Linked DNA regions of Homo sapiens: region 2 is linked to region 1. Evidence: chromatin loops called from intact Hi-C (ENCODE). Cell type or tissue: prostate gland. All regions are shown on one strand. Each heading gives the region's core, and the rest is flanking DNA. Links, peaks and the distances in the headings are about the cores only.

Evidence for each region. A loop is a pair of places that touch in the nucleus more often than their neighbours do. Peaks named below come from ENCODE experiments on the same cell type or tissue, not always from the same donor. Only the 100,000 strongest peaks of a DNase experiment are listed, where the experiment ranks them.
Region 2: it touches region 1 in a loop (3-fold over the local background); 8 of 110 quality-filtered maps call a loop at or near these places.

What each region holds. Positions count from the first base shown.
Region 1 is chr2:108,924,170-108,937,475 of GRCh38, forward strand. It overlaps EDAR (ectodysplasin A receptor), which reads right to left. Exons shown (of 12, transcript NM_022336.4): 2 at 6,795-6,863; 3 at 5,951-6,073; 4 at 5,029-5,210. The coding sequence starts at 6,845. It also overlaps a transcript of RANBP2 not described here. Among named protein-coding and RNA genes, the nearest start is that of EDAR, 58 kb to the right of the region's middle. RefSeq lists an enhancer at 5,068-5,567. In prostate gland, for the core only: a CTCF peak has its summit at 4,412 (motif pointing right); a DNase peak (open chromatin) is centred at 4,422.
Region 2 is chr2:109,496,143-109,509,387 of GRCh38, forward strand. SH3RF3 (SH3 domain containing ring finger 3) reads left to right here. Exons shown (of 10, transcript NM_001099289.3): 10 at 5,361-8,492. The coding sequence ends at 5,529. It also overlaps a transcript of RANBP2 not described here. Among named protein-coding and RNA genes, the nearest start is that of SEPTIN10, 110 kb to the right of the region's middle. RefSeq lists an enhancer at 11,351-11,460. In prostate gland, for the core only: no CTCF peak of the experiment used is centred there; a DNase peak (open chromatin) is centred at 3,659; H3K27ac peaks cover 1,557 bases.

The DNA of each region.
Region 1 (13,306 bases), core at 2,957-5,456:
AGCTCCCAGTGATGTTCCATTATGTCTTTCAGCTCCCCGATGTCACAGTGCCAGCCCCGTGGCTATATGACTGCTCAGGTCCTGCTCTCAGGGGTCTGCCCTGTGGCTGTGCTCCCTGCAGCCGTCCCGCTCCCAGGCACAGCCCCTGCTGGCACCACCCTCTCCTTGGGGCTCCCAGCTCGGGCGCCTTCCCTCTGCAGGCTCTAGCTCCTATCCTAGCCTGGGCCCATTTTCCATAAACAAATGCTCAGCGGAGAGCATGGAGCCATTTGTCACACTGTGAGTAGTCGATTAAATAACGTGAGCGGTGCCAACACTTTCCCTATTGCGATTCAAGAACTGGGATGAGAAGGAATATTTCCATGGCTGCTTTCTAATCTCTTTTTTATTAGCCAGGCCCCATGGAGGCCCCTGCTGACGGTAGTGCTAAGCAGCAGCCTGGCACGGGGGTCTGTGGGCTCCTGCCTTCCTGAGCCTGGACTGTTACCAGTAATGTTAGGACCATAATTGCCTGCCCTCCCTCAAAGCCCTTTATCCTCAGATCCCTGTGTATCTTGTAAACATTAATTAACCAATCTCAAAACACCTCCCAGAGAAGCCACGACAGCCAGTTTTACAGCTAAGCCTCTCGCAAATCTACCTTCTGCCCTCCAGAAGCCACTTCTTTCTATGAGGCAGGCCAAGGCAGGTGTCTGCCACGTGGCCTTGTGAGTTCACGGGCATGTGGGCCAGACCAGGTCAACCTGCAGCTTTCTAACGTCCCTGGCCCACGCTGACACTTCTGAGAAACATCTCAGGCTCCTAGGTGGCCACCTGCTCCCCATCTCACCTCCTCTGTGCCTCACTTCCTCGCCCTTGCCTCCTCCACCTTTTCTCACTCTACCTCCACGCATTCTCTCTCCCACCTAGGGGGATTGGTCCCGCTCCTGGGCTGGGAGGCCCTCCAGGGCAAGCCTTGTTCACGTCTATTGGTCCCGCTCCTGGGCTGGGAGGCCCTCCAGGGCAAGCCTTGTTCACGTCTCTATTCCTTGGACCTTGTGCTAGGTACTAAGGAAGGATGATTGTCTGTAAACATTGGCTGAATGAATGAATGACACCAAGTTCTTCTCCGTGGAACTTTGATGCTGAGGTGGACAGAGGCCCCAAAAGGCCTCTCTGCCCATCCTAGTTCACACCCCAGGTGCCGGGCTTGGTCTCTGTCATGGGTAAAGCTCCAAGGCTACACGGCGGATGCACAACACCCGGCTTTATGATGGGTGCCCAATGGGGCCACTACATTTTGAGCATGGGGAGGGTGGTGGCTCTGTCCCACGACTGTGTCTTTGACTTGTCCTGGGCACGAGGCACCTTCTGTCACAGGCTGGCCACCCTCATCTGTGGGGGTCATGTGTATGGGTCAAGCTATGCAACCTATCAAGTCACTCAGTTAAGGAATATTGAAAGGTGATACACTTTTTTTTTTCCCCCTGAAACAGTCTCCTTCTGTTGCCCATGCTGGAGTACAGAGAAGCAATCTTGGCTCACCGCAACTTCCGCCTCCCAGGTGCAAACAATTCTCCTGCCTCAGCCTCCCAAGTAGCTGGGATTACAGGCATGCACCACGACGCCTGGCTAATTTTTATATTTTAATAGAGATGGGGTTTCACCTGTTGGCCAGGCTGGTCTCAAACTTCTGACCTCAAGTGATCCACCTGCCTTGGCATCCCAAAGTATTGGGATTACAGGCGTGAACCACCGAGCCTGACCGGTGATAAACTTTTAAAAAAACATTGGCTCCAAGAGGCTGTTATGAAACTGTCCTTCCTCACCCAGTGAGTGTTCAGTGCCTCCTGACAAGGAGAAGCCACCGTTTTCTAGCACGTATTGCTGCATGCAACATTTCTAAATGTTAGGTTCTCTCTGTAGGACTAGGCTAAACTCCTCACCGCCTGGCTTACACCTGGGTCTCTCATCCTGGGCTGCACAGCAACAAAGAACATGTGGCTGTCTTTTTCTGCCTGGGCTTGTCACCAACCCGAAATCAGGTGTTCATTTAGGGATCTCTGGCCCAGCTACAGAGTGTCCGGTCCCTTCGTCTTTCTGGAAAGGTCTAATTTGCTACTTTTTGATCCATATTTGACTTTCTCCCTAGCCCCCCAACCCCTGTTCTACATAGGTTGATTCAGGTGTATAGCCCAGGACAAGAGTCAGTTTAAATGGGTCCCCTGGGATCTGTTGTTTAAGGACTGACTTTCTCTCAGTCAATAGGTGTACATTTTCCCAGAGAGTTCCTTTCTTCAGGACTCTCATGCCTGTAAGGGACGCCGCAGATTCCCAGATGTTCATTTTCCTCCAACCGTGTTGGTGTGCAGAACCAGTGCAGAGTCGCTGTGTCCTGCCCCCTGCCCCCGCCATCCAGAATCGCGGGGTGGTGGAGCTCCTCCGGGGTGAGGCCTGGAGAGGTGAGGAAGCGTAACCTCTCTCTCCCCCTTTCCTCCTGTTTTGGTTCCCAGGTCCTCCCACACAACCTCTCCCAACAGGAAAGCCTCGGGTGCTGCTCATTGTTCAGCAAGTGTCCTGGCCACACTGTGGGGAGGGCGGAGCATCAGGAGAAGCACCTGCCAAACCGCAGGCAGGGGCCTGGGCCCAGGAGAGACTGGGACAAGGCAATCCGCATCCACAGCCTGACAGCCACTTGGATTCAGGAATGAACGCAGCCTTTCATGGAGCTAGTCACACCGGCCTGCCAAGACTCCTGTGATCCTCCTCTGTGACACAGCGTGACAGCCTCGTAAGAGGAAGTGGGGCCTCCAGGGTCCTACCCTGGGGAAGCCTTGTCTGCAGTAGAGGGGGCAGCATGAGCCCCTGAGAGGGGCTGGGATTCGGAGGTGAGGCGGGGGCCTTCAATTTTGGTGGGCGTTGGGACTGGCAGTGAGGCTTTGAGCAGACACAGCACATCATGGAGCCAACCTGGAAACTGTCCCCATCGTCTGCACCCCTGCGGAGCAGTGCGAAGGCACTCTGAGGCACGTGCTGAGGGTGTCTCTGCACAGGGTCCCTTGCCTGCCCAGCAGGTGTGCTGGGCCTTGCTATGTCCTGGGTGCTGAGAGTGGTGTGGACTGAGCAGGTCACTGTCCCATGGAGTAGGGCGGGAGGCATCAAGATTCCAGCACTGGAAAGAATGTTTAAAAGCCCAGAGAGCAGCCTGCCCACTAATTCTGCAGATGGCTGTCCACATTCGCCTGAATTCTTCTAGAGGCAGGGAGCTCACCACCCTTCCAGTGTCCAACTTCTTTAGTAATTACACACTTTCTGGTAAATGTATCAGAACCAAGCACGTGGTCTTCAGGCCATAGAGTCAGCCCTGGCCTTCGGGTACTGATGGACACCTTCTCAGGTCTGAACCGTAGCCAGGCCAGAGCCAGCAGCATAGGTCGGCGAGGTTCCGTGGTGCACCCACCCTCTCCCTGCAGTAGGAATTTGCCCCATGGGGAACCCTTCTACTACAGCGGCCCCCAGCACCCTGAGTGCATAGTGACTTCCCAGCTCTGGATCTCTGCCTGGAGGTTCAGGCCATCTCTGGGTTAGCTATCTAGGTCTGGATGTCCCATAGTCCCCTCAAATTCCACACACACAACCTCTATCCTCCCTCCACCTCCCCACCAAGCACCCTCTTGCTCCTGTCTTCTGCAGCTGACAAATGGCACTATTTCCACATGGCCAGTCATGGAGACACCTGAGTATCCTCTTCTGAATCTCTTTCCCCTTCTGAGTGCCATCTGCACCCCTGGTCAGTGCTGTCTTTCAGGGGGCTCTCAGATTCTTCCTCTCCTCCACCCCCGGTGCCTCTGCTCCAGCCCTCTCCCTGCCCACAGCATCCCTGGCTCAGCAGTCTGCGTGTTGACCTGCATCAGCTTCGAGCGGAAGGCTCAAGTCTTCAGCGGTGGTTTCCAGAGCCTGGTTCCATCTGCTCCCTGCCCTCCTGCCCAGCTTGTCCACACCCCCAGGTGTACAACTCTTGCTCTGGCCACAGGGACCCAATCAGAGCCCCAGGCACTGCCCAGCTGCTCAGCCCTCTGAACTCTGGCGTCGGCATCTCCACTTGCAGGCCTCTGTCCTAGTCCTACTTCTTAGCCTAACTCATCCAGGCATCACCTCCACAAATCTCCCAAGACCTCTGCTGACACTACCTCCCCAGCCATGAGGTGAGAGGTCCTTCTGCAACTCCTAGGACACTCTGAGTGTGCCTTATGCACTAAGCTGTGGTCACCTCCCCCGTCCCCACTGGCCTCATCACTGCCATCACCTCCCTTGTCCCCACCAGCCTCATCACTGCCATCACCTCTCCCACCTGTACCAGCTGTACCAGGGACACCACCACTGCTTTTATCTTTAGTCTCTATTTGTAGCCCTTGCAAAGCATGATGTGTTGTGGCCACTAGGGGGAGGAAGCAGCAATGATCATGGCTCAGGATTTTCTGGGGATTGAGAGTCTGTATTTTCCTGGTCCCTGGCAGAATTTGCTGAGGTGTCATGCCTGGAAAAAGGAAGATTTTATCTTTCTCTCTTTCAGGCTAATTGCATTTTCAGCTTTTTGAAGACTTCTGATGCATAATCATTTTGGAGGGATTATAGGTATCATATGACTCAAATATTTTTATTAGTAGCTTCCCCAGAGTGTTCCCAGGATACTAAAAATGCTGCTTTTGCATGAAATTTTAGTTTTCTTTTTCCCAAAGTGTTTCACATGCGCTACTGCACTGTAAGTATTCAAGCAATTTGTTTCCTTTTGGTGGTCAGAAGATATTATGATGGTTAATGGCCACTTAGGAGACACAGAGGCAGAGCCTGATGGGCTGCCTGTCCACCGGAGGGGCCAGGACTCTCCGTCCTGGATGCTGCTCCTTGTGGGATGGGACCAAGGCCAGGTGTGCGGCTGCACCGAGGCCTGCAGTATCCATGACCCCTGTTCCCAAGGTCCTTGCCCGTAGCCCCTCGGGGTTTTCTGCAGAAAGCATGCCAGGGTTTGCCAGGAGGGCCTGTGCTTACCCAGGGAGGCAAGGGCCACACTCAGCGTCATTCTCCATGTCCCCTGGTGTCAGCACGGTGGCCCGGAAGAAGCCCTCACAGTCTTTGTGACGCCTGCATATCTGGTAGCCTCCTTTGGAAAACTTCTCCGCCGGGCAGGGGACGCAGCCGTAGTCCTCGTCTTTGGTGCCGTAGCCACAGGACTGTCCAGGGAAAGAGGACAGGGGACACAGGTGAGTGCAGCAGCCAAACCATACGGACTCGGCCCACAGTCCTTGGGCAGTGACGTGCCAGCTGTCTCCAGAAGCTACTCTTGCCGGGCCTTGGTTTCCTGAGTTGTCCTAACTGCAAAACCCCCCAGGAACCAGCTCATGCTCTGGGCTTGCCCCTCTCCTCGCCACTCTCAGGCTCCAGATGCTGCCCCTTTTCTGAGCCTCCCCGAGATGAATTCAGCGAGCTGCTGGAATGCCCAGGCAGTGCAGGTAGCACTTGGCATCTGACTTTCCTCAGCTTGCTACAAGAACCGGACACTGAAACCCCGGAGGTTTCCCTTAGTGCTGAACAGAACACTCAGGCTTAGCTTGCCCAGAGGCGGAGGGAGATGCAGCACTCAGGAAAAAATGTACTAGTACTGGAGAATATTTCAATCCTGCTTCCAATCAGATGATCTGACGCTCATTTAATCAGGGTAGAGTGGGAAAGTGATCCTTTAAAAACATTTCAGAACTCCTGAAAAATCTGTTTATGAATGCTTAGCTGGTGAGTGCCATTCCTGGGCTCACGGCAGCTCTTGCCATCAATCTCAACGTCCAGGGAGCGTGACCGGCTGGTTTGATATACCCTGGCATCCCCTCACACAGCAAGGCAGGCTCAGGGCAACAATGCCACAAGCAGGAGGCCTCCCCTGAGAGCGCACCAGGCTCCAGGAGGGCTGGGTCCTTACCAGGTAGGGCTCCTCTCCCGGCCCACACGGGGGGCACTCCTGGCACAGCCCCGTAGTCTGGTTGTAGTACTCGTTCTCACCGCAGTTTGAGTATTCCGCTCGGGCTGAGCACATCAGAGACACCTGCCAACAAAGGGGGGTGTTGTGGCCTCCGTACCTCCTTAGAAACACATGTGACTCCTGCAAGACCCCAAGGTTGACATAGGAAGGGGGTGCCCTGCGGTGGGGGCTCTGCTGGGGGCTCGGTCTGGGAAGGTGCCCGCTTGTGAGTGCTCACTGCTGCTAAGTCTCCAGTGGCTCCTGGTTGATCACCTGGGCACGGCCAGCCCCCACTAGAACCACCCTGCCTCACCCCTGCTGGCCAAGCCCCATCCCACCATCAAGGCCTGCTCTGAGTTCTCCTCATCAACGCACTTGCCAAGGTCATGGAGGAGGCGCCCCTGTCCCCCACTGAGCCTCTAATACAGTGGCTTCTCAGAACACCGGCGTGTCCAGGAGGATGGGGGTAGGGGTCTGAGTCTTCCAAGTCTTTCTTAGCTGCGCGGCCCCCAAGCATGAGCTCATCACATAGACACAGGGCTGTGTGTATCACACCACAAACAAGCAATCAAGAACGTTTATATCCATGAGACCCTATGAAGGGAGCTACCAACGAAATCAATGTAACTTCAGCCTGGGGCAGAGTTCTGTGCTTTGCAGGCCTGGTTTCATTTCACCCTCAGAAGAACCCTGTGGAGGAGGGACTATGATCAGCATTCCCATTTTACAGCTGAAGAGGCCAAGAAACAGTCCAACCATCATGAGGATGAGGGTGCTGTGGGGGTAAGGGGCTCAGACCACTTACCACCAGGACGGGGAGCCAGGGCGTCTGCGTGCAGTCCCCCACATGGGCCATCCTCTCCCAAGGGCTCACCTGAAAGACATGCGTCATTAGCTGGGCACTGGCGGTAGCACCCCAGCCGGGGGTCTGGCTACCTTTATTTAACCCCACTGGATATAAGGTGCCTTCCAGCAAACAGAGGGGAAACTATACATCCTAAAAGAAAAGCAGACATGAAGCTGAAGCTGTACCCATGCCACTTGGGCTGACTCTGGGGCCTTCCCAGCCTCGCAGCCATGCCTGGGAGGGAGCCTGAGAGGAGGCTAGGAGCACACGGAGGGCCCAAGGTTAAACCCGAGGTTAGTGATTGTGTTTCTCGTGCTCAGAGGGTTTGGAGAAACCTAGCCTTACATGAGCTTTAAGTCTGGAGTCCTCCAGGCCAGTCCTGGCCTCTGGGCTCCAGGACTTAGGAGGACCCCTGGAGAGACTGCCAGGAATTAGATTCTGGTCTTTGCCCCTCTGGATGCTCTCCCAGCCCCAGCTTAGTGTTCTTCCCTCTCTCTGTTAAGAACAGGTTGTCCATCAAAGTGGACAAGTCCAATAACCTAACTTTACAGTTGAGATAGTGGGAGCCCAGAGAGGTTAAGTGATTTGCCCCAGGTCACACAGCTACTTAAGGGATTGAAGGGATTGAGCATGGCTGCAGCTGTTCAGGTGTTCAGATACTTTTCACCAACTATTAATATTACACGAATGCATTCCCTTGAAGGAGGAGGTGGGTTTTTTTTTCTTTTTTTTTGCTTGTTTTTTCACTTTCTGAATGGAGACCTGTGTTTCTGACTCAAAGCAATTTTACTTGGTAGTCTGGGTATTAATTAGCCTGGCTCTACAAAGAGAGATAATGTGCTCTAGTGATCGCCTAAATTCCCCAGTGGCTGCACTCTGGTTCACTGTCCTCTTGCCACAACAAAACAGCAAGTACTCTTCTAGATGCTGGGTTGTGTGAGGAACCTTCCAGAATCAACCACTGACACAGCCCAGAAGACCAGCTGGGCCATGGAACCCAAACTCCCTAAGACCTTTCACCCTCAGAATTCTCTCGTCCTTAGCAAGCTACCATTGGTCATGAAAACCAACTAATTCCCAATACCACACACAAAAACACCGTGACGAACATATGCCATGATGCACAGGAACCTTCCCTCCCTTCCTCCTTTTCTTTCTTTCTTTTGGAAAAGTCCTGCAACAGCCTAAAGGCATTAGGTAGAAATTAGCGAAAGATTATTGGAAATAAATTAAGTTGGAGAGGCTGAGCGCGGTGGCTCACACCTGTAATCCCAGCACTTTGGGAGGCTGAGACGGGCGGATCACGAGGTCAGGAGATCCAGACCATCCTGGCTAACAAGGTGAAACCTCGTCTCTACTAAAAATACAAAAAAATTACCCGGGCATGGTGGTGGGCACCTGTAGTCCCAGCTACTCGGGAGGCTGAGGCAGGAGAATGGCATGAACCCGGGAGGCGGAGCTTGCAGTGAGCCGAGATTGTGCCACTGCACTCCAGCCTGGGCGACAGAGTGAGACTCTGTCTCAAAAAAAAAAAAAAAAAAAAAAAAGAAAGAAATTAAGAATTAAGTTGGAGAAGGAGGTGAGAGCTGTGTAAGTCAGCAGCCAGGGAACGGTGGAGAAGAGCAAAAGACCAAGGGCCCTGTCAGTGGGGACTGACATGGACAATCTTCTTTTCCAAATCCCCCAGGACTTAAGGGCTTCTTCACTGAGATTTCTGGAAAGAGAATGGTCCTTTAGGAGATGCACCCAATGCCAAGTACATATGTGTTTTTAACACATAAACCGTGGGGAAAACATTCAAACCATAGCAGCATGGAAATGTCTCTTCCCATCCGAGGCAGACAAGGCTGCTGCTTAACTTGTGGAACTAATCAGTTAACTGGCTGCTAGGGAGCTTCCAGTCTGCAGGCCTTCCAGAGATCCCTGGGGAGCACGCCTGTCCTGCCTCCCGAGTACAACAGCACATGCCCTCGCTCCCGTAGGAAGAGGGTGGGCAGAATCCTGGCAGGGCCTTAAGATGGTACGCTTGTTTATCATTGCAACAAATAAACACCCACAAAAAATCCAAAGGAACTTCAGTTTCCTGGAACACCAAGCAGGGCTGTAACACCTGTTGTTGGGTGAGAAAGAAATGATAGAGAAGAATGCCTCCGGGTGTATTTGTAAAGTTTCTAAATGCATGAAAGCAGGTCTGGAGCGATGCCTGCTGAACTTCCAGCAAAGATTTTTTTGGCAGTAACTGAAATCGGGTGGGGGTGACCAAGGACTGAGGGAGCATTCTGGGGAACATTCACTTTTTATTTTATGCAGGTCTGTATTGTCTGAGTGGTCTAGAAGAGAGAGTATGAATTCTGTGATAAAGGAAAAAGCGTGTGTCCCTGGCTGCTCTAAGAATAGGTGGGAGAAGGGGGTCCCAGGGGAGATCCCAGAGGACAGACCTGACTGGGGTCACTGGCAAAGCACAGCAGTGGTCCTGGGTCTTTCCTTGGGTCTCGGCTGTTGGCCCAGTCACCTTGGAGGTGTCTCACTTGGTGGAGACCTCCAGGTGGCTTTGGGGAAGGAAGAGTTCTGTTTCCAGACCCTCTTGATGAGGTTCAAAAACTGCCTTTTCCCACACACTGCCTGCACTTTAGTGTTGCATTTACCGTTTGGAAAACACTAAATGGACTGAGGCAAGATTGAGGAGCCAGCCACCCCAGTGGTGAACTCGCTGGGTGTTTTCCTTCTAGCAACAGAGCAAGCTGGGGCAGGCAGCGACGGGAGATCGGGGTGGCGGGGAGGCAAGGGCGACCTGCAGCCCGTCAGGTGGGGGAGGGTTGGGTGCAAGCAAAGGCCTGAAGGGGAACTGATAGGAGCCTGTTCCCCCTCCCAGCAGCCCTGGACTTGGCTTCAGGATGGTGGGGTTAGCAGAGATAGGTTTCCACTGAGTCTGTGGATAGGGCCAGAGGCTCTCAGCAGGGCTGGAGGCCTTCCAAGAACCATATGAATGGTTTCTAATTTAATTGACTTCTAATTATAGCTGAGCCTCGGAGGGCTTCCCTGAATAACTGAGAAGGGCTGGGCCTGCCGCACCTTAGTGTCAACCAGGAGCACTTATCGAAAGGCGCAATTAAAACGTTCCCAGGTAAACCCAAGCAGAGAGAAAAGAAAAATAGATACACAAAGCAGAACTAAAAGTCTGTGGCCTTAGATGTGTTTCATTATTGTTACCAATTCTCTGAGAGGGTGAGTGGGGTCTGGGGGAGGGGAGCACAGGGCAGCCTGTGGTTTGGATCCCACTTCTCAGACTGCAGATACAGGCAGGAGGTGGGCCACTGGGCGCTGGGGGGCTGACGGCTCCCAGTCGTGATCTCCTGTTTGTTTTACTTTGGGGATCCCCAATCTCCATCAGTGCCTGGCGATGCTGCTGGGGTATGAGACCAAGGACCTGACTGACGTGGGGCTCCAGCCTCGTGCACACTGAGCTCCCATATTTGTGACAGTGATGGGGAGAGGGAGCACCTGTCTTAGTCTGCTTTGTGCTGCTAGAACAGAATACCACGGACTGGCTAATGAACTGAAGTTTATTTGGGGTTCTGGTTCTGGGAAGTCCAAGAGCGACTGGCTGCATCCGGTGAGAGCCTTCTTTCCATGTCATAATATGGCAGAGGGCATCACATGGTGATAAGAGAGTGCAAGCAGGGCCAATTCACTGTTATAACCAGCCCACTCTCGAGATAACGAACCCACTCCCGCGATGATGACATTAAGTCATTCATGAGGGCAGAGCCTCACGACCTCATCACCTCCCCACCTTTCAAACCTGTTCACTGGGGATTAAGGGATTAAGTTTTTAACACATAAACTGTGGGGAAAACATTCAAACCAAAGCAGCGTGGAAATGTCTCTTCCCACCTGAGGCAGACAAGGCTGCTGCTTAACTTGTGGAACTAACCAGTTAATTGGCTAGTGATCCAGTTCAGGGGTTGTGAAGCCAGTCGCCACCCAGCAGGTTCTGTGAACACACTCTTTTGGAGTCAAGCGTCACCTGTTGGTTACCTAGTGCCTGTAGGCATTTCATGATATAAGAGACCGCATGACCAGGTAAGTCTAGAATATCTCAAATCTGGCGCTTTACGGAAAAGGTCTGCCACTCCTGCCTGAATTAACAGCTTCTCTTCCCCGACCTGCTCTCTCTTCCTCTGCCTTTGGCCCTTCCTTCCTCAATTCCCATCTAGAATGATGACACAGCTGTAATCACATCAGCTTATGACTACTGAGCTCAGACCCCAGCCAGGCACTACCATGGCTTAATCCTCACCATTGCCACTTTGTTGCTCAAAGTGGGGCCCCTGGACCAGCAGCATTAGCATCAGCTGGGAGCTCATTAGAAATGCAGAATCTCAGCCCCGCCCAGACCTGCTGTCTGGGATCTGCTTTTCAACCAGATCTGCAGGTGGTCTGTGTGCACATTAAAGTTTGAGAAGCACTGGTCTAGACGATCTCCTAGCAACATCTTGCTGAGGTGGGGAGAGAATGTTTAATGTTTAATTAATGTTTAATTCCTTCTGGGAGCCCAGGAAGAAAGCCTTGGCTGGGTCTCTCCCTCTTTAAGTTCTGGCCTTCTTCCAAAGAACAAATGCCGTCATTAGCACCCCTTTTCACACACACACACACGCAGACTCTGCACTAGACACCGATTCCCTTAATCTTGTTAGAGTTCATTCATTTATTCAACAAAGAGCTGTGGAGCTGCTACTATGTGGCAATCTTATAGGCCCTAAGGACGGTGCCAGACAGATAGGGTCCCTGCTCTATTGGGCCTTTATCTGTCCAGGGAGCCAGACATGGAAGACATCATTATATACAAGTTTGGCCCCCTTTCCTAGCCGTCCTCCCCTAGACTCAGTCTCCTCTCTGAGCTGCTCGCCTCTTGGAATGGCCTTCACCCTTGGTGGTGTGGCTTTGACTGTCTATACTTGTCATCACGGCTGCCTCCAGAGCACAGACAGTGCCCACTGCAGGAAGAAGGTGGCCGTCCTCCCTACTGGTCACCACCTTTAGGAGAAGCAGAGTCACTGCCTCGGCTGGCAGATGGTCCAGCCTCCGGGACTTCCCATTCTTCCACCCAGTTGGGCCCCCCTTGACTGTGACGGTGCTACCTCTTCCAAAAGCTTCTCCCTGAAAGGGCCACACCTCATATCTGTGGGAAGCAGCTGAGGCCAGGTGGCTGTGGGAAGCCTTGGCAGGCCTGATGGTTCGGAGTTACCTTTTAAAGTCTGTAGGACGGATGTCCCTTTTGTCTGTGGCCCCTCCAGCGTGCTTACCTGGCCTGGCCCAGCAGGGCTTGCCACGCCTGGGTTGACCGCATCACGGACAGGGAGGGGAGAGGCTGTGGCTGGCCCACTCAGCTCCATGGGCACAAGCTCTTCCATGGCGGGAGGCAAGGTGCTGGCAACTGCCTGTGTCTGGGAGGCAGCCACAGAGCTGGCTGCGGGCTCCCTGCCCACCCAGCGCTACTCTCCTTCCCCGGCCTCCCACGCTCTCCTTCCTCCAGGAAGACCCAAGGGGAGGCTGCTGGTGGCCTCCTCCCCACACCCAGCAGGATTCAGTACTCCCCCGCCTCCCTGAAGCCCCCACTTCCCATCAACCCAGACAGACCTCCCTTCCCTGTAGGGAGCCCGCAAGGTCACCATCAGAGCAGCTGAAAACACTTCCATTTGATGTGATTTACAGCTCTGAATCTTCCCTGTCTCAGCTGAGTAGTGCTAATTAATATTAGATTGGGAGGAGAGGGATGCATTCTCTTTCCACTTCTGCTTTAGTCGGATCTGTTTCACCGGAGCAGGAGGAAAGCAGAGAAGGTAGCCTGGGAGTCCCTCCTGCCCCATGCAGCACTTAGTGTCCTGCTGGCCTTGCCAGCCTGAAGTCCTCAGTGATTTCTGACCCATTTCCATTTTGCACTGGGTCCCACAAATTAAATAGCCGGTCCTGTTCCCAGCCTCTCTGGCCAGGCAGGGGAGGCCCCCCACAGTGCTGTGCCGGGGAACAGACACGCAGAGCACAGGCCAAACGTCTTGGCAAGACCACAGGCACCGTCCTTCCCAAGGCTGGAGTGGAGGGTGACGCTGAAACAGAAGTGACTGGCAACAGAGCACACTGGCGGGCCCCAGAGTTTCAAACAGCATCACATGGGGGTTTATAAGCAGCCACTCTTCTTTATCACTGCACTGAAAATCTTTCATTTGCAAACTCCCTGGTGAAGATTTCAGGGCTATGAGGGGCAAACTGACCTTTGGCAGCCCCTCAAAGGGGTGGGCTGTGTCCCTGCATTCTCTCAGGCCCTAAGTGTCTCAAGGGTGTTGCCCACCCCAAACATATGGGTGTGAGTGTGTGCATACACGTGAGTGTATGTGTATCTGTGAGCACCTATGTGTGAGTGTATGTATTGTATATGTGAGGATGTGTGTATGCATGTGTATATGTGAGTG
Region 2 (13,245 bases), core at 2,653-5,152, 570 kb after region 1:
CTCCCTGTGATTGGCTACTTTTAGGATCCTGCTGATTGGTGCATTTTACAGAGTGCGGATTGGTGCATTTTACAGAGTGCTGATTGGCGCGTTTTACAGAGCACTAATTGCTGCATTTTATAATCCTCTTGCTAGCTACAGAGCGCTGATTGGTGCATTTTACAGAGTGCTGATTGGTGCATTTTACAATCCTCTTGCTAGCTACAGAGTGCTGATTGGTGCATTTTACACTCCTAGCTGCAGTGCTGATTGGTGCATTTTACAATCCTCTCATAAGAAAGAAAAGTTCTCCAAGTCCCCACTCGACCCAGGAAGTCCAGCTGGCTTCACCTTTCACTATGACCTCTCTAATAGTAACATATGCTGTGACATCTATGATAATAGTAAGTCAGTGAGGGTGAGGGCACCTGCAGCACGGCCTGGCCGACTCCTGCCCCTTTGACCTGCTTCTCCCCAGATGTTCACATCGGATCAGCTCATCCTCAGCTCTTGATGGCCTGTGAGTTATATGGCTTTGTTAGGATTTCAGCGTTCCTTGATCTGATCCATTATGTGTGTGGTGAGCAGAATAATGGCCCCCAAAGATGTCTATGCCCTAAACCCTAAAAACTCATGACTATGTTACCATACATGGCAAAGAGAAATCAGGTTGCAGATGGAATTAAAGTTGCTAACCAGCTGACTTTAAAATAAAGAGATTACCCGGGATTATCCAGGTGGGCCCTGTGTAATCACAAAGGGTCCTTATGAGTAGAAGAGAGAGGCAGAGGAGAAGGTCAGAGTGGCATGATGTGAGCACTCCCCTTTGAAGATGGAGGAAGAAGCCTCCAGAGAAGGGATGAAGGCAGCTTCTAGCAACTGGAAAGGCAAGGAAACAGCTTCTACCCTAGAGCCTGCAGGAGGAACCAGCCTTGCAGATGCCTTGATTTTGGCCCAGTGAGACCACGTTGGAGTTCTGATGGACGGAACTATAATATATTTTTATAGTATGATGCCACTACATTTATGGTCATTCGTTATAGCCATAAACAACTAATATGTGTGTTGATATTACAGTTTAGTGTCCAGGGTATAGAAGTATTCTTATCCCCAAGTTCCTAGCAGACACCACTCTGTTACCAGCACATTCCATGGACTCAGGGGCTCATTCGTCTTCCTGTGTTGGAGCAAGTGCTCTGAAAAGGCTACCACATGGAGGGCCACTTTGCAGACTCTGTTGTCAGGGAGGGAAGCAGACGACCCCCAAGGAAAGCAGAACATCCAAACCTCGCACACAGAGCTAATGGTAATAATAATGGAATGAGAATTCATTCTGATTTTGCCCATTTGGATTCCTTGAGCCCTGTGTCTGAAAATTAGCTGTGGTTGCCATAACCTTAATTATACTCAGCAGGGCAGAGTTGCTTGCTGATTTATGACGCACAGTTGTGACCTGGGAGTAGCTGTCATCCTCAGCTGCTGACACGGACACGACAACGGCGCTCTGTGTCTATAACGGGGAGTATCAATTACTTTCCTGCAGCAGGAAGAACAGCTCAGAGTCTTGGAATGATCTGGACAGAAACGTTAAACACTTGTCTCGTATAAATTCAGCCCACATCCATCTGGGCTCATTAAATCATTGAATTGCTCAGAAGCACCAAATTACATCTTTCTAACAAATTATATTTTTAAAGCTGCTTGTTTATTTCACATCTGGAAGTTGAGGCAAAAGCCAAAACTTGCATTCAAAGTCTGAGAAATCATCTCGCCCTTTGCCTTCCTTTCTTTCCTTGGGGAAGAGAGAGGAGGAGCAGGTGTTTGGAAGAGGTGGAGGATGGCAGAAGGCCACAGGTAGGATGGCGCTGATCCTGTGGGCCCTCGCAGCCTCAGTTTGTGTGTATGCTGTCTGATTTCACAGACCGCTGGCTGCATCCCGGCAGCCATCTGTCCTCCTTGAAGGAGGGCCAGCAGGAAGCCCTCACAGAGACGCTGAGCTGGGAGGAAGGAGGTGCCTCCGCCTGCCCTCCTTCCTTCCCGCCTGCATGTCCCTGAGAGCAGAGTCTGGTTCGCCGGCAGATAGCCCATGGGAACCAGTCCAACCATCGTGCACCCGTAGATGCTCTGAGACACTTAGAGTTGGCTGGTATTCGGGACTGCGACCCAGAACCTGGCCTGTTCTGCTTCCCCAGGAGTAGGAACACTGCACCCCCAAGTCAGCCTCAGGAGCCCATCCTCCATGCCTCCTCCTCTTGCCAGCCTGGTGCAAGCTGGGCCTGTGTGCCCAGGGGCTGTGCACTCCATAGGACTGGGCCTTGGTCTCCTGTCTGCACATTTTTCCTGAGCCTGGCACCAAGCCAAACTGCCCCAAAGCCATGGCTTCTGCGCCCCAGGCTCTGTGAACACGTGGGGTGGGGAAGGGCAAAGGCTTCCTCCCTGAGCATGCACTCAGCTCGATTTTCAGACACCAATGTGCAAGCATTCCCTCCCAGAGCTGCTGAAAATCCACATTCCCTAGTTCATTCCCCCTAAGTAGTATCAAGTAGGTCCAGGATGGGCCCAGGGAACTGTGGGGGGTCCTGAAGTATGTGAGCCACACTTGGAGCAGGTGTGCAGTAATCCCTGTGGCGATGGGGCTTGCAGACTGGTGCAGGAGGCAGGATGGGTTGGGTAAACAGGTGAATGGCTGGGCAGTGGAAGATGGTAAGAGCTGGGAAAGGGCAGGCCCGGCGTGGCCACACAGGGAAGGGCGTTCTGGGCAGAGGGAGCAGCATATGGAGGAGCCCTGAGGTGGGTGCACCTGGGGTCGCTAGGGCGCGGCAGGGCAGAGCTGGTGGAGTGGGAAGGGCGCAGTGTGGAGGGCCTGGGAATGCTGGGGCGTTTAGACTGTGGCCCCTCCTCTGAGAGGGATGGGGACTGCTGGAGCCCTCTGAGCCTTTGCCCAAAAGGAGCCTCAGCTGTGAGGCAACTCAGTCCAAGCAGGGTGAAAGCAGGAGGCCCAGAGTGGGCAGCCGCCAGGACCAGGAGCCACCCACAGGAGACCTGCACGGAGGCCACCAGGGAAGGCATCCAGAGCCGCGGGGGCCGTGTCTCCTAGACAGCCTCGGCGTCTGTGGAGATGGGTACCCGGGCAGTCCAGTGCTGGTTATTGAGTGCCTTCGCCCTGCCAGGCCCATCTCGGTGCTGCTCAGCAAAGTGGGTGTCTGAGGGACCGTCAGCCAGGGGTTTTTAGGCAGAGAGAATAGCTGCACCCTGCCTGCCACAAAATCCACCACATGTGGGATCTGGGCTTTAGATGTGCGGTCCAACACCCTGGTGGCCCAGGGGCATCTTCTCTCAGCCCTTACTGCACAATCCTCACCCACAAAAGGGCTGGGGGTGCAGGGGCCCAGCCAGGCTTCGGGCAAGCATGCCCCTGTGGAGTTTCCCCAGGGCAGAGGGAGGCCCAGCTAGTGGGAGTGGGGATGGGGCCCTGCCTGTCAGACTCTAAGCATAAGGGCCGAGGGCACAAGGCCCAACTGGTTCGTCCTTGGCAGTGTTTTAGAGGAAGGCTCTCCTGGGGCCACCACAGCTGCTTTTCAGCCTTGTTCCTCCTCCTCTGTGGCTTGCAGGATGGGTGTGGGATAGCAGAGCAGGGGGGTGTGTGTGTATGTGTGTGTGTGTCCTGTCAAACATAATCATAGCCGGACACTAGTGAAAGTAGTCAGACAGGTTTTAATCGGCAACATAACTGACATTTGCAATGGGGAATAGGGTCCAGGCTGAGCTGAGCTCAGGTTCAATTGGCACACAAGTGACTGGGGGTTTCCAAGAGAGAATGAGGGAGCAGGGAGGCAGCGAGTGGGGGCTCAGGAGAGTGGGGGAAGTGAAAAGTTACAGATGGTGGAAGCGGGTGGTCCGTGTGAACACATCTGGACATGCTGACGTGCTCACTGAAGTCAGGAGACAGTGTGTGGCTGTCCTCAGGTGTGGCTGGAACCCACAGTCGATTCTTTTGGCTGCCGTGAGGTTTCTCAGGCAGGCACTTTAAAGGGGACTGGGGTCAGCCTAGGGATGCCACCTTGAGCTGTTAGAAGCTATGTTAGTGGTTGTTCAAGTTGTTATAGGCAGAGGTGAGGCCCAGCCAAGAAGAGGGCTCAGAGGAGCCAGGCTGGAGTGTGGTCGAGGAGAGAACTCTTGGTCAGTGCCACAGCTAAGTGTTGCCAGGAGCACCTGCCACAGCCCAGAGAGCCCCTGGGGTGCACTCAGAGCTCCAGCACCTGCCACGCAGCACACCCCATGCCCCTGGGTCCCTGCAGGCGGAGGCCATGCAGGGAAGACCCCAGGGAAGGCTCCTGTCTCTGATTCCACACTACAGCATATTGGTCTGAAGACAGGGACTCCAAAGAGGCCTCAGAGGCTGCAGGGGGCCCAAGTCTTGTGGAAATGAGATGTGGGGAAAGTTGGGCCTTATTGATGTTGATGTTGTGGCCTCAGCCAGTTCCAATGCTAAGGCACTGGGAAAAAAATCTTATGATTTTTGGAGCACATTTAAAAATAAGGACAGGTTAGGCACGGTGGCTCATGCTCGTAATCCCAGCACTTGGAGAGCCTGAGGCCAGCGGATCACTTGCACTCAGGAGTTCAAGACCAGCCTGGGCAACATAGCAAGACCCCATCTCTACAAAAAAAAATTAGAAATTGGCTGGGCATGGTGGTATGTGCCTTGGTCCCAGCTATTCGGGAGGCTGAGGTGGGAGGCTTACTTGAGCCTGGGAGCTCAAGGCTTCGGTGAGCTAGGATCATACCACGGCACTCCAGCCTGGGTGGAAGAGCAAGACCCTGTCTCAAAAAAATAAGGACAATTTACATAAACAATGTTCCAAGTACCTTTCACACATCACATTGGGCCCCAACCTGTGAGGTGGTGCTGCAGTTGAGGAGCGTGCTTTTCAGAGGAACCTGCAGAGGGAGAGGTGAGGACACGAGCCCAGGGTCTTGACACTGGGATGGGGCAAATGGGGACACAGTTTTTCCTGACCCTCCCCCGCCCCTGCCCCTGGGAGGCCGCAGTCTAGGTGGGTGGGCCAGGGCAGGAGCGTGGATATGAGATGGGGGGCTGTGCTTGGGTGGAGAATCTTCAAGGGAGTGAAACAGTCCAGCTTCTTCGTAGATCAGCGTCTAAAAGGACAGCAGGGGGAAATGCCTTTTAAATTTTTTTTATTAAAAAATGAAAAATTTCCAGAGTTTTGAAAAAATTAAAAATAAAGATAAATAGAAATTGTATAAAGTGGGAAAATAGCAGCAAATAACAATAATTTACACCGAGGGAAGAAGAGAAAGCACGACCCAGCAGATGGAGATTGTCTGTGTGGGGCTCACCCACTGTGCTGTTTCCCCAGGTACCGCGTGGTGGTCTCGTACCCACCCCAGAGTGAGGCGGAGATCGAGCTGAAGGAAGGCGACATCGTCTTTGTGCACAAGAAGCGTGAGGACGGCTGGTACAAGGGGACCCTGCAGCGGAACGGCCGCACAGGCCTCTTCCCGGGCAGCTTCGTCGAGAGCTTCTGAGAACTGGTGCTCCCTGCACCCAGCTCACAGAGGGGGAGGCCGCCTGGGAAGCTCCACGGCACACAGAGAGGGAGCCATGGCGCCCCAAGGGTTCCAGGTCATCTCCAAGGCACCTGGCGGGGGATACCCTGGCCCAGGGTGGGGGCCAGGGACTGTGGAGGTCGTGCCTTCTCCCAAAACCCCCAAACGGAGAGCACACCTGGGATGTTCTTCAAGGAAATGCCCACCCCCTCTGTGGAAACTGCAAAGAAAGCACCTTGAGGAAGAGAGGCAGGTGCCGGCGCAGGCAGGCCTGTGGCTGTGGTTTGCAGCCATGGCAGCGTTCTCATTTACCACCTAAGCAGGGTTGGAGGTTGCAGGAGGTCTGCAGGCGAGGTGGGTGGCATGGGGGCCAGGAGCGCTGGAGATCATCTTTCTGGGCTGCCCTGGGCTTCCCGCGGGGCCCAGGTTGCTCTGTCACCATTCTATATACCTCAGTCACCTGCCGCCCGGCTGCTCAGCAGGGGTGTTTGTGAGGCCCTGGGGGTGCCCCGGAAGGGGCACCCCACCGCCCCTGTTGGGAACCAGAGCAGAATCTGTGGGCTTGTCGCCTGCCAGTAGTATAAGCAACACTTTCTGTTCACCACCATTGTCCCTTGCATTACTTCTTTCTTACAGCATATTTTTAACATAAAGCTGTTAGACTTTATATATTTCTAATAGGTCAGACATTGCCTATTTTTCATACATCTGGTGCTGCCTTTTTGTAAAACTAATAATGACTTGGTTGAGCTTGAAAGAAAAGATGTCTGAGGCGACATCAAAGGGGCAGAATTTTTATATTTCCCATATGGCTTTGGGAGAGCGCCGAGAAGCCGCCATCCCGCACCTCAGCGCTGGCCAGTACTCTGGGGGCTGGCGGGGTGGATCCATTGAGGGGGTCGGAGGGAGCTTGGAAGCAGCCGGTTTCTTTAAACTCTTACCAAAACCCCGCGCTCTGTCTAGACGGTGATGATTATTATTCAAGACCTGGAAACATTTCGAGGAAGGGCCACTATAATTGTCCTTTTGTGTGGCGGTAGAAGGAGCACGCAGGTCAACCCCAGCCGGGAAGGCAAAATCTTCCCTTTATTGCCTCAGAGAGAACTGCAATTAGCATTCTCAGAAGATGATTTCTTGGTATCAAAATGTGCAGTTTCTACAACAGTTTAGATCACCACCACCATTTTTCTTCTTTTTTAAAAATAAATAACTGCTCCCATTTCAGGCAGTGCAAACCTTCATCTGCTGGAGACCAGAGGTACAAGGAGATCAGGGGGTTGCAGCACCGCTGCAGGCTTGCAAGATCGGGGAGTTGGGAGGGCGAGAGAGGAGGAGGTGCAGCTTTGATGCTGGGACCTCCCTGAGTGGGGCTGATGAATGTATATTCATTAGCACCATGGCTCACTTCCCAGGAAGACTGATCAGGAGCCCTTCAGGGACAATTTTGTTCTCAAGATTCACACCTTAGGAACACATTTTTATCACCTCAAAATTTTGATCCATCACCCCTCTCTCCACCTATATTTTTACAAATACCATTCAGACTTAAATTAAGCTGAAGAAACTAGCCTTTGGTAACATAGGGTGTCATTGGTTTTCAGGGATGTAACCAATTCCAGAAATACATTCTTTTGCCTGGCATGAAGACTTTGAAACACGGGCCGCTTATTTTCAGAGTTCCTGTTTTGGGACGTGACTTGGCTACTTGTTACTTCCAGGTGGTCACCACACGGCGGGGGTCATGCCTTTCCCTCCCCCAAGATGATAATAGATTTAATAGACTCAAAGAAGTTGTTCAGAATCAAAGAAGAAAAAGTCTGGCTTAAACATAGTAACTTCTGTGTGCCAGGTTAATGACAACCAAAAGCTCTCTATTTACCATTATTGCCAAACTTCATCAGTTGCCCATCCTGCACCAAAATCCTGTGCGTGTTTAAATTCACGTTGTCACCAAAGAGGTGCACAGATCAACAACCTGGATGACGCAGGTGTTCTCCAGGGAAACCAGACCAAGTCAAGTCTCCAGGTAACTTTTTTGAAGTCTTTTTTTTAAGGCGCGCAGGTACCAAGCAACAGAATAGAGTAACCTGAACGTTCTTACTCTCCCAGGCATGGCCCACGTGGTGCTTCAGGTAGAAATGTGCTTCACCCTCCTGGTGGGGGGCGAGGACACAGCCCACTGCATGCAGCATGGTAGAGAGCTGGGGCGAATATCTCCATGTCTTTGGAGGATGTCAGCTGGCCGCTTTCAGGGCAGAGTCGGGTGGGCGTTGGTGCCACCTTAGGAAGGAGAGCGATGCGTGGGTCTGGCCAGAGCTCTGGAGCCAATGCCGGGCTGCCTGAGAGCAGAGGAAATGCATGGCCCATGTGCATTTCTGAGTATTTTAAACTCGTTCAGGCCCTGCAGCCTTCATGATGATGTAGCTCGCAGAGAAGAGCAGGAGCAGAATTAGCCCTTTCTTCAGGCCATCTTGCCTCAAAGGGTACACATGTTTGGCGGTTAAGATGAAACTAACCCTTATGTTTCATCCTGGCCCCATGATGTACACATCTTAGCCATGTAGTGGCCTTGGGGGGCCACAGAGATTTCCTTTGAGGAGCATGGTAGAGTCCACAGCCATGGCTGAAGTCAGTGGACACCGAGGGGACAGGACTGCAGGCCACCAGGGGCCTCTGCCCAGAGGGAGGCAGAGAGGATGGCGGCCACGGGTGCTCTCCTGGCATCCTCATGGGGTGATGCCAGGCCGGGCACTTCAAAACAGGCTCAGCCGACTGGGAGATCCTTTGTACTTTGCACAGTTCACACACACAAACACACACACCCTATCCCAAGTGTTTTTGTTAGACACAAATGTCAGCGTGTGATTTTGGAAGACTTGTCAGTGATGACAAACCATGATGCCTGTGTTTCTGAGTCTTTAAATAAAAATGAACATGGAGAAGGCTTGTGTCTACGTGTTGGGAGGAGCAGGGTCCAGCAGAGGCCAAGAGGGACCCAGGTAGGAGCAGAACCTGAAGGTTTGGCCCACCTGCCTGCTGACCAGCCCAGCTGGCTTACGCACCTGCCTCTCAGTGCTCTTGTGTGGGGTGCACCGAATCTGTATCAGGATGGCATTAGTCAAGGAGATGGGAGAGTCGTGACATCAAATGTCTGTACCCAGCACATGCCAGAGACCCAGGAGCTGGGCAGTAAGAGCCAAGCCACAGAAGCCAGCGGTGGGCTGGGTGGGGAGGGTCTCCAGTTCCCCTCTAGGGGCTCATGTGCCTGGAAGGGCAGGGTGGCTTGCTGTAGATGACTCGCCTCCTTTTCTTGTCATTATTCAAGTCCTTCGTAACCAGAAGTGCCTGGTATTAACCTCGGAGACCAGCACTCTCCTGGTCTTACCCTTGTCTCTCTGGCCCTTGGGGCGCCTGAGCCATGGCTGCCATTCCCTGGAGCACAGGATGGGGGTGCAGGGAATCCCACCAACAGAAGAGCCCAGGAGCCCACTGATCTCCAGAGAGGTGCATCTGTCTCCAATCAGCCAGCCTGACACCTGGCAGAGGGCTGGGCCGCCAGCCTGATCCATGCCTGGAACCACGTGTTTCTTGAAACAGGCTTTCACTGTTCTCTTGGCTGAGACACATCTACGTATACATTTGAGCTGGAAGAACACTTAGCAAAGAGCCATTTTACTCTACCATAAAAATTAAGTGACCTTGCCAGGCAGTGGTGCATGCCTGTAGTCCTAGCTACTCTGGAGGCTAAGGCAGGAGGATTGCTTGAGCCCAGGAGTTCAAGTCCAGCCTGGGCAACATAGACCCTTGTATGAGCAAATAAAATAATTTTTTTTAAAAAAGTGAACTCGTACAAGATTAACACAGCATGGACAGTCACTGGGGAGGTAGCTGCAGGCCTGGCACTGTGGTAAGGAGGCCTGCTGTGTGCTCACTCTCCCTCCGGACAAGGCTGTGTGGATACCACTCTTGCCTCCATTTGCTACGTGAGCAATCAAGGTTGTAAGAGGTTAAATGAATTGCCCCAGGTCACATAGTTCAGTGGACAGCCATGACTCAAACTCAAGTCTACTTATCCAATGTCAAGTCTACCCTCAGAACTCAAAAGCTGGGTGCCAAACCTGTACTCCCTAATAGAATTGATACCTCAAGCACAAGAGTGTAGGAAGAGGAGAGCCAGAGGAAATGCAGGCAATGCCCATCACAGTCTGTCTGGAGAGGGTGCCTGGCAGGCCGTCCCAGCCAGCTTGCCAAGTGGAGGTATTCTGCCTATAGAAATTACACAGCAACCCATCAGGGCCTGGTGCCGTTTTACATTCAAATCACGTACTTCACTGCCTGTTTTCCAGATCCATGCTCCTAAGCAAACAAGTAATTTGCCTTTACTGATTTAGCAACCACAGAGAGAACAGTGGGAGTCAGGGCATTATCTGAACAGTAGTCTACCACTTGGCCTGTGTAGCCGAGATGTTCCTCATTAGCCGCCAGTGAGCTGGGCCTTCAGTTGAGGCCTCAGTCCCTGTGGGTTTTGTGATGGGAGTTGGTATCCCTGCCTCTAACTGACACTGACAGGTGGTGTACCTGAACTGCGGAGGGGCGTTGAGTCTTCTTTCTCGGGAGAAAGGCTCCATGGCCAGGCCTATGCTGGGAGCTGCAGGGTGAGCCAGGAGGGTGAGCACCACTAGCTCTCAGCAAAGCTGCAAAGACAACACACAGGTGGCCATGGCACAAGACATTTGATCTTAGAGAGGCACCTAAACAACCTTGTGAGGACCCTGGAGAGAGGGAGCCACACTCCTGGAGGCCTCCCCTGGGGCCTTGCAGAGGGTGGGGCAGGACAGGGTGGGGGCTTCTCAGATGGAGGGAAGGGAGACTATTCACAGCCTTTTATCTGCATAGAGTTGTCACATATGTTATGTCACTGGATCCTTACAACAGCCCCCGAAGTGTGGTTCGTATCATCTCCATTTTACAGGTAAAGAAGCTTGATTCCAAGAAGTTCTGTTGTTAGCTCTGAATTAAATCAGAGGCAGAGCCAGGACTTCTGACTTCCAATCTCTGGCTTTTCTTGAATGTAGCAGAAATACTAAAATGATGGTTCTGACAGGGGGCTCTGCTGGTAGCACTTACCACCTAATGAGGTGGGACTGCTATCATATTGTTTCAAAGATGGGGAAACCGAGGCACCACCATCCAATGCTTGGTGTGAGGCCACATGCTAGGTCAAGCTGTGGTTCAGCCCCGTGCTCAGCCACCCCACACAGAGCAGTGGGAGAAGAGGAAAGGGCCCAGGGAGGCCTTGACGGCTGGGCAGGGTCCATGCCAGTCCCGCAGTCTTGGGGGCTGGAGGCTACAAGTGGAGACTGTCCAGGAGTGGTCGGCTCTGAGCTCTACCTAGGGGAGAATGGCCTGGGCAAAACGCTAGCAGGGAGGAGGGTCTAAATGCCTCTGCCAGTGCTGAGACCCTAAATGCCAAGACAGAGCACAGCCCCTGCCCACTGCCACGACGTCTGTGCTGCCCTGAGATGCCAGCTGAGGCTTGAGATGCACCCCCCTTCCCGAGCCGGCCCCACCCCTGGCCGGGCCTCACAGACCAGGGACCGTCTTGGAATCGGTCAGGACCTTCTAGGGCTGAGCAGTCTGTCGGAGTTCTCTTCTCCCTTCTGTTTCATGTCACCCTTCCAGGGGGTTCCCTTCACTTCTCAAAGAAGATCACATTCAGCTGACCACAAGGGAAACATCTGGGGCCTGTGAGCTGTTGGAGCCCTGCTTCTGTTCCGCCTGTGGTCCCAGCATCTGAGGCTGGCTGAGTTCTGCTGACTGTCCTCTCTGTGCTCTCCTCCAGCACCAGAAGCAGTGGTCTCCATCTTCCCACAGTGATAGGAGCCTGTGCTACCCAGCCTGTGGCTCCAGAACTTGACCCCTCCCTCAGTGAAAATCCTGGGCTCGGCCCTAAAGCCACACCAGGGTCAGCTGGTGTTTAACATGGTAAGGGTTAAATCCCAGACACCCAAGAAAATGGCAGCAGCTGTTTGTCCAGGGCCCATCATTTGAACCTGCCCCAAAAACCAACTGGAATAAGTCAAAAGAGGACTTCTTGACTCAACTGAAAAGCTGAGGGCAGACAATCAGACGTGTGCAAATGATGGGGCTGGTGTTCCATGAGGACACTTGGCATTCTGCTGGACCTAGGGATGTGGGATATCTTGCAATGTGTACAATCGTCCCACGTGGGCAAAGCCTGTCCTGTCCCAAATGCCAAGAGTGGTGGGTTCACTAAGAAACGCTGGTGTAGATGAGTTTGCTTCAGGCATAGCTGGGTCCAGGTGCTCACATGACGTTTGTGGGTATTGCTGGGCTCTGCTGCCCTCCACGTGGCTCCTTCCTCAGCAGATTTCCCCATCTTACAGCACAATGAGGACCAGCAGGTTCAGGGTGCCATCTGACACCTTCCCCATCCCTGCAAAAATAGGCCTGCTCCTTCTCCATGGGCCCAGCCAAAACCCTGGCATTGACTCTCACTGGCTCCGTTTGGGCCCGTGCTGCCCTCCCTGACTCAGCCATTTTGGACAGGGGACATGTATATACTGATTGATAGCGCCTGAGGTGTCAGCCCTGCCCAGACTTCATGGATTGAGAGTGGGGGTGAGAAGATACACGTAGAGCTATTGGCAAAAACAAAAGGAGCTCATGACCGGGCAGACAAAAACTGCAGACGCACACTCCCCAGGGCCGCTCCTCCAGGACATTGCCCTGGAACCCCATGGCACTGTGCAAAAGCACGCGTCTTCCGAGGGCCACCATACCATATTTAGGAAAATGAGATATAAAAACTGGATCTAAAAGAAGTCCCAGAGGAAACGTCAACAGACGTGGACATCATTACAAATGTGAAGAAAGAACTCTTTATTTGGAAAAAGTAACGTTCTGTAATGTTCCAAAAAAAAAAAATGGAAGCAGATGAAAGCCTGGAGACAGCCAGGAAGTGTCACATGGGACACCCACTCACCACACCCCTCGATGGCCTGGCTTCACCCACTCACTTATCAGATCAGTGAGCAGTCACAGATGAATGTAAGTGCTCAGACAGGGCACCCCAGATAAGGCATGAAAGGAGAGACACAGCTGCCCACCCCAGCCAGAGTTCACATCTGGAGAGGAAGGCAAGCCGTGTGGGTAGTCATGGACTCGGCAGTCTGTGCCTGAGGAGCAAAGGCGCTACAAGCCCGGGACGGGGGGATGCAGTCCACTCCATGATGGGTCCCAGAGCGCTTCCTCTGGACGTTCTTGGCAAGAATACACAACACCAGCACATGAGTCAAGGAGCTCACAACCAGCTTACCCATTCCTGCCGGGAGAAATGGAAGGAAGTGCCCATCCGTCAGGGTCACACAGGACTTGCCTGGGTCTGGGCATCTTCTCTCCACCCCTTCCCACTCTACTCATTCATTCAACAGCTACTTCTGCTCTGGGCCCAGCACCAGGGTCACGGAGATGAATCCAGGCAAGAGGACCCACCTCATGTATTCAGGCCTTCCTGGAGGTCTGCCTGGTGGGGCCCAGCCGCCTGTCAGATTATGCGGTGTTTGGTGCTATGGAAAGAAGTGTGCAAACCCACGTGCCTGTATCAGTCACTTAGGCTGCCATATCAAAATACCATGCACTGCGTGGCTGAAACAACAGAAATATATTCTCTCA